Linked DNA regions of Homo sapiens: region 1 is linked to region 2. Evidence: chromatin contacts called from ENCODE Hi-C or POLR2A ChIA-PET data. All regions are on one chromosome and are shown on one strand. Each heading gives the region's core, a stretch centred on a gene start or an enhancer-like site at or near the end of the contact. The rest is flanking DNA. Distances are from core to core; before and after follow the strand shown. Region 1 overlaps LOC124905977. Region 2 has its middle 140 kb from the start of LINC01808.

Evidence for each region. Hi-C counts contacts between places; a loop is a spot of excess contacts on that map. ChIA-PET counts read pairs that join two places held with the same protein, here RNA polymerase II (POLR2A). Pooled maps may share reads with other maps.
Region 1: a pooled map shows a loop between it and region 2 (4-fold over the local background). The contact joins two enhancer-like sites. A Hi-C loop is called at or near these places in 3 of 168 maps with a recorded cell type or tissue (MCF 10A, mammary epithelial cell and sigmoid colon), 1 of 37 single-sample maps with no recorded cell type and 3 of 50 pooled maps. POLR2A ChIA-PET finds 5 or more read pairs at or near these places in 4 of 52 experiments (AG04449, AG04450, PC-3 and 1 more).

The regions. Positions count from the first base shown.
Region 1 is chr2:19,647,446-19,650,145 of GRCh38, reverse strand. All of the region lies in intron 2 of LOC124905977, which reads left to right. Among named protein-coding and RNA genes, the nearest start is that of LINC01808, 180 kb to the right of the region's middle. Within about 2 kb of position 1,390, at least 4 of the 41 ENCODE cell types and tissues checked have a DNase peak (open chromatin) inside an H3K27ac peak, as active enhancers do; they include PC-3, where a contact is called at or near this core.
Region 2 is chr2:19,606,965-19,609,664 of GRCh38, reverse strand. No RefSeq gene overlaps it. Among named protein-coding and RNA genes, the nearest start is that of LINC01808, 140 kb to the right of the region's middle. Within about 2 kb of position 1,309, at least 2 of the 41 ENCODE cell types and tissues checked have a DNase peak (open chromatin) inside an H3K27ac peak, as active enhancers do; they include PC-3, where a contact is called at or near this core.

The DNA of each region.
Region 1 (2,700 bases), core at 141-2,640, 40 kb before region 2:
AGCTTCACATATGAAGTACGTACAAAAATGTTTTCTAGTCCTTCTTCATTATTTGGTCTTCTGTGTTTCTTTATCCCGTTCCAGGATGAGTCAAATGTTCTTACCAGCATGTATTGCAGAATCACCGAGCCTGGAATTGGAAAGCACTTGCCCTCCCTATCTGTAAGGAACTTCCTGGGCTTGCTCACCATCACCACAAATTGTTGATGTAACACTCATTCTCGGCAGATACTGAGTACTAAATATGCTAACTGGTTTCAGCTGACCTTTGCTCTAGATTCAAAAGAAAGGAATGGTGACCCATTTTTCCCACATGGAAGTAAATAGCTGAGTGTATTTTATGCCCAGGTGTTTGCCATATAGCTTGATAGAAAACCATGTCCTGGAAAACTATAAGCCAATCTAACTTATAGAAATAAACGGAGTGAGAATCATTATTTTTTATTGGTACCACTTAATGTAAAGAAAATGCACATTTTCCAAAAATATGGAAAAAACATTGCGTTTGCCTTATTGGGTCCAAATGTTAGGTTTAAATTATTTTACTATGCAAAGTTTCTTTCATATCTTGGCAGTAGTGATTTCCATTTTTATTCCTTTGGTATCCATAATCTTATGAGAATCAAAAACATATGCTTTGAGATCACTGGATAGCTCCTCCTCCAACATGTAAAAAAATGCATGGGGAAGGTTATTGCTCTGGTAGCAAAAATACCAGGAACGCTATGGGAGAAAATTATGAGGACATCTAGGCTGGATGGGAAAGAGGTTCAAAGGTGCATTCTGGTTTTCATGCTTTTGATTTGCAAGTCATTAGACTGGAAGAGCCTCTGCCTCCTGCTGACTGCCACTAGGAATGAAATTTTTTCTTGCCTATTAGGGGATGCTTATTCAATGACTCCAGGTTTGTAGTATGTGAGGAGAATGAGAGGACTGGATTCTCCAGTGCTTCTTGAGATGGGGCACTTGTTGTCTGGAGGACTGGGCTAAAAGTAGATGGACTTCTGGCATTCCTTTGTCTGCAGGAGGAGGGGGCATTTGGCAGAGTAGGAGATGTATCATGGGGGTTTCAATCTCAGGAATTTTAGGCTCACAGAGATCAGGATAAGTCAATAAAAAGATTGAGTGCTTTACGTTCTTGCCTGAAAAAGTAATTATTAGAGAACAAATTTTGAGAACAGTCAGATATTAAGGGAAGGGAAGGTGAGAAGGTATGTGGAGAAGAAGAGAAAGGGCAGATGGAGGCTCAGCATCCCCCAGGGGTAGGATGTCAAGGGTTCGTGTTGGCCTTGCCCATGCACTGGGCTGTAGTCCAGCTGTTATGTCAGCAGGTTACACAGTGCTTCAGGGATCCTCACTCAGCCAGCCTCATTTTGCAATGTTTTAAATCCTTTTACTGGGAAGTGATGATTCAGTGCAATGTCATAGGGATCCCAGTGTAGGGTGGGAGCAAACTGACATGGTGCTACATTTCAGACCCTAGGTGTACCCAGAGAGATAAAAGATATGATTCTAATGCTATCAGTTTGAGTTTTGTCTGCCTCCAGAACAGAATGTACCATCTGTAGAGGTGACTGGACTTAGACTCAGAGCTGGGCAAACTTTAAGGCCTCTATACAACAAGCATGGTGGTCGAACACCTGTAAAGAAGTGGCTTCGGTCGGGCGCGGTGGCTCACGCCTGTAATCCCAGCACTTTGGGAGGCCGAAGCAGGCGGATCACAAGGTCAGGAGATCGACACTGTCCTGGCTAATGTGGTGAAACCCCGTCTCTACTAAAAATATAAAAAATTAGCCGGGCATGGTGGCAGGCACCTGTAATCCCAGCTACTTGGGAGGCTGAGGCAGGACAATCGCTTGAACTCAGGAGGTGGAGGTTGCAGTGAGCTGAGATTGCACCACTGCACTCCAGCCTGGGTGACAGAGCGAGACCAGGTCTCAAAAAAAAAAAAAAGAAGTGGCTTCATAGGCCTCACCTGTTGTTGGGGATGTAACTCGGAGGACTGAGCTGGCTCACAATTTTGCTTATTCCTTGTTCCAGGAGTAGCCCACGAGAGCCCTAAAAGCATTGGATTCAGAGCAAAGGGCTCAACTAGAGTTTTTGGATCCCATTGATTTTAGTGGGTTCATAAACTCTATTTGTGGAATATTATACACAGATCTGTGTATTCCGGAGATACAGAACTTTCATAAAATGCCATACACATTTTTGACTCCAAAAAAAAAAAAAGGCTAAAAATCTCTAAAATGGGGAATTCTCTACTTTTGGTGAAAATGGAGTAGTGATTACTATTAGTTAGAATCTTGTTTTTCTCAGAAGCCAGGGCTGGAGATGTTCCTCCAACTGTGCCTGCTTTTCCCATTCTGTCTTTCTCTCATCCCCCACTGCAGAGTTGGTGGCACCGGGACCTGAAGTCTTCTATCTCTTTTCCTTCATGTGCTACTCTCACTTCCCTAGCCAGGATGTGGGGTTGGTAAAAACAGGTCCCTTCTACCTGACGCTTGTAACTCGAGGCCCAGCCCTGAAGATCTGAGTTCTGGAGACTAGAGTTTCATGGCGATTGTTAAGGTGATTGTTGCAGGATTTTCAATGCCCTTCAAATCTGCTGCTCCTTCTCTTTCTGATTCAAACCCAGGGACTGTCCAGTGCAATGGCTCCAGACAATAGGAGCCTGTGATTTTGTTTCTCCAGTGATATTTG
Region 2 (2,700 bases), core at 60-2,559:
GGGATGGGCCTGGGAACGAGTAGCCAGAGACATGGGAGGGGAAGAGGAAAGAGAATGAGTGGAATAAAAATGGGAAGAACTTGGGGCATCTTGGCTGCCAAAGAGCTCTTGTCTTCCATTCAGGTGGCCGAGCTGGCACTCAAGGCTGGAGTGGCTTCCAATGCTAGGGGAGCAAAGGCCTCGTGCAAGCGTGCTGCCATGGCGCCAGAAGCAGAGAGCAGGTCTGGTCCTAAAGCCAACATTCCCTGCTCCCCACGGGAAGGTGAACTCTGTCCAGCTTGTTCCAAGCACAGTCTCTACTGTTTGTTCACACTCAGAATACTTTTGCTAAAGCTCTGCAAAGCACTTGGATGATGCAAATCACCACTCTTTGCAAAGCACTACACCAAGGCTGGCTACTTTTACTTCAAGCTGCCTGAACATAATTGTGTCTGGGAAGTGCTCCTATTCCTGTCTGTCATCAGCACCTTTGGATTCAAAGTTGATCAAACTGTTCACCTCAATCTTTGCAATTTATATGTTTTTAAAGCCCTGGAGGTTGTGGGTATGGTTAACTGAACACTTCGATGAGTGTCAGATCCTTGCCATTTTTGACACCTTCTGAACATCTTGAAGCTGTTGTACAGACAAATCCTCAATTTATTTTGGACCACACTCTGGGATGGAATTGTTATGAGAGGTGTATTGGGAATATTTTTGTTGAATATTTTTAGAAATCTTGCATTCTTTAAAGGCATTCTTATCTTCATGAGATTCTACTAAAAAACCTGTTTGTGGGAGACACACAGTGGAATTTAAGAAAGAAAAGTGAAGGGTTCCTTTGGGGAAGGGGACAGTCATGTTGACTTAGAAAGCAATCACACTGCTGGCAAATGTATGGGATTCTGAAAGCTTACAGAAAGGGAATCTCCTAATAGACTAAGCTAGGCTTAGTGGGTTATCTGTGAACATTATGCAATATTTTCATGGGGTGAATTGGAGGAGAGGGAAGTAGGAAGAAGAGAAGGAGGAGAAAGTGGGAGGCAGAACAAAGAGGCAGACATTTCATTCCAACAGCCAAGGACTTGCACACTGGAAACAGTGACCCTGAAGTGCGCATCAGACTGTTGGCTCACAGGAGAGGCATGGCAGGACCCTTTCTTCTCTTTCCCAGTCACCCCCAACATTATTTGACTCATCCTTCTGGACATATTTCTAGCTGTACCTCTGAACTCTGAATGTTCCCCAAGCTCATTGCAATGCACAAGTGAAAATTATTCATATGTTTGGAGGTTACACAAAGCTGAAAATGCTGTCAGAAGTAAAGGGATACAGTTACACAATCAGGCCGATCTGTTATGAGAAAAGGACAGCTTTGCTGGTAACAGCCTAATGGCTAAGTGCTGAAGACAGGTAAAGCAAGATGAGGAGTCCCTTCTGGTCATCTTCAGGGTAGAGACAGTTGTCGTGAGCAGATGCTTAAGAGGATGCACATCAATCAAGGCAAGTGTCACAGAGCTGGATGCCAGCCACCCAGCTGGTTGCATGGAATCTTCAGAGATGACTCAGGGTATGCAAAATCAAAAGCAATGGAAGGAGAACAGACAGCAAAGTGCCAATACACTTTAAGACCAGGACGAGGCTGGGTTGCTCAGGGTCAGGGCAATGGATAGTGAGTCAGAATCTTGGGACCTCTCATCCTGTTTCTGCAAGGATCAAAGCAAGTGATGTTCTGTCTCACTCAAGTCACATAGCGAACTTCTCTTTACAAAAGAGGACTTGTAAATCTTCCTCCAAAGCATAAGTCAATGAATCTTTGGATGTTCCAGGAAACTTAACTGCTGAAGGGTGCTTGTGTTGATATAACTTAAGAGAAGGACTGGCTTTGCCACAGGGAGGCTCAGTGGTGTCCTCTACTGTGTGGTTGGGGGTGCTTAGAAGGTCTCCTATATGCAAGAATCTTTTTCACTATACCAGACATTCCACCATTGCAGTTAATTCCTTTGGACAAAATGTTACTGCCTAGAGCTACATCTCTTAAAGTACAGTATCCTGGGAAAGAGGTAAAGCCAGAATGTCTGCGCATACCAATGACATCCTTTCTCTCCGAGTCATTGTGAGACTTCTGGATAGTTGGAGAGGGGAAGGACGAAGGTTATGGAAGAGAAGCACGTGGTAGGAAGAGGGGAGGCTCTTGCACCTTCTGGAAGTCTTCAGAGAATTAAGAGCCTCAAACTCCAAAAGACATCTAATGAAATAAAAATTATTCGTCTTGGAACTTCTTTTTTTTAGGTTTCTGATCACATTTCAGGGTTTTGAGTACACAGAGTCATTGGCTTTCAGAGTTGCTGACAGTATTATGTTCCGTTAGAGCATGGCATCAGCCACCCCAGGGGCGAAACCCCATACCCACCACTTCTGTCTGTCTGTGACCATTTTTAACCACTCCAAGCTTCTGATTTCTCATTTCTAAAGTGCGGATAGTGATACTTACCTCCCAGATTTTCTATGAGTTTAATATAAAATACTAGATAATGAAAGCCCTAGTACACTCCCTTGAAAAATTTGTAAGAATGCTATAAAATGCAGAGTGTTCCACTTTGTGCAGGAAACCTTTTTTCAGCTCCCAAACTCCCTCAGTCTTTTAGTGAACTACAAGAACTACAAGAACAGTGAACTCACTACCACATGAGGCAGCTCTCTTCATTTCTCTAAAACTGG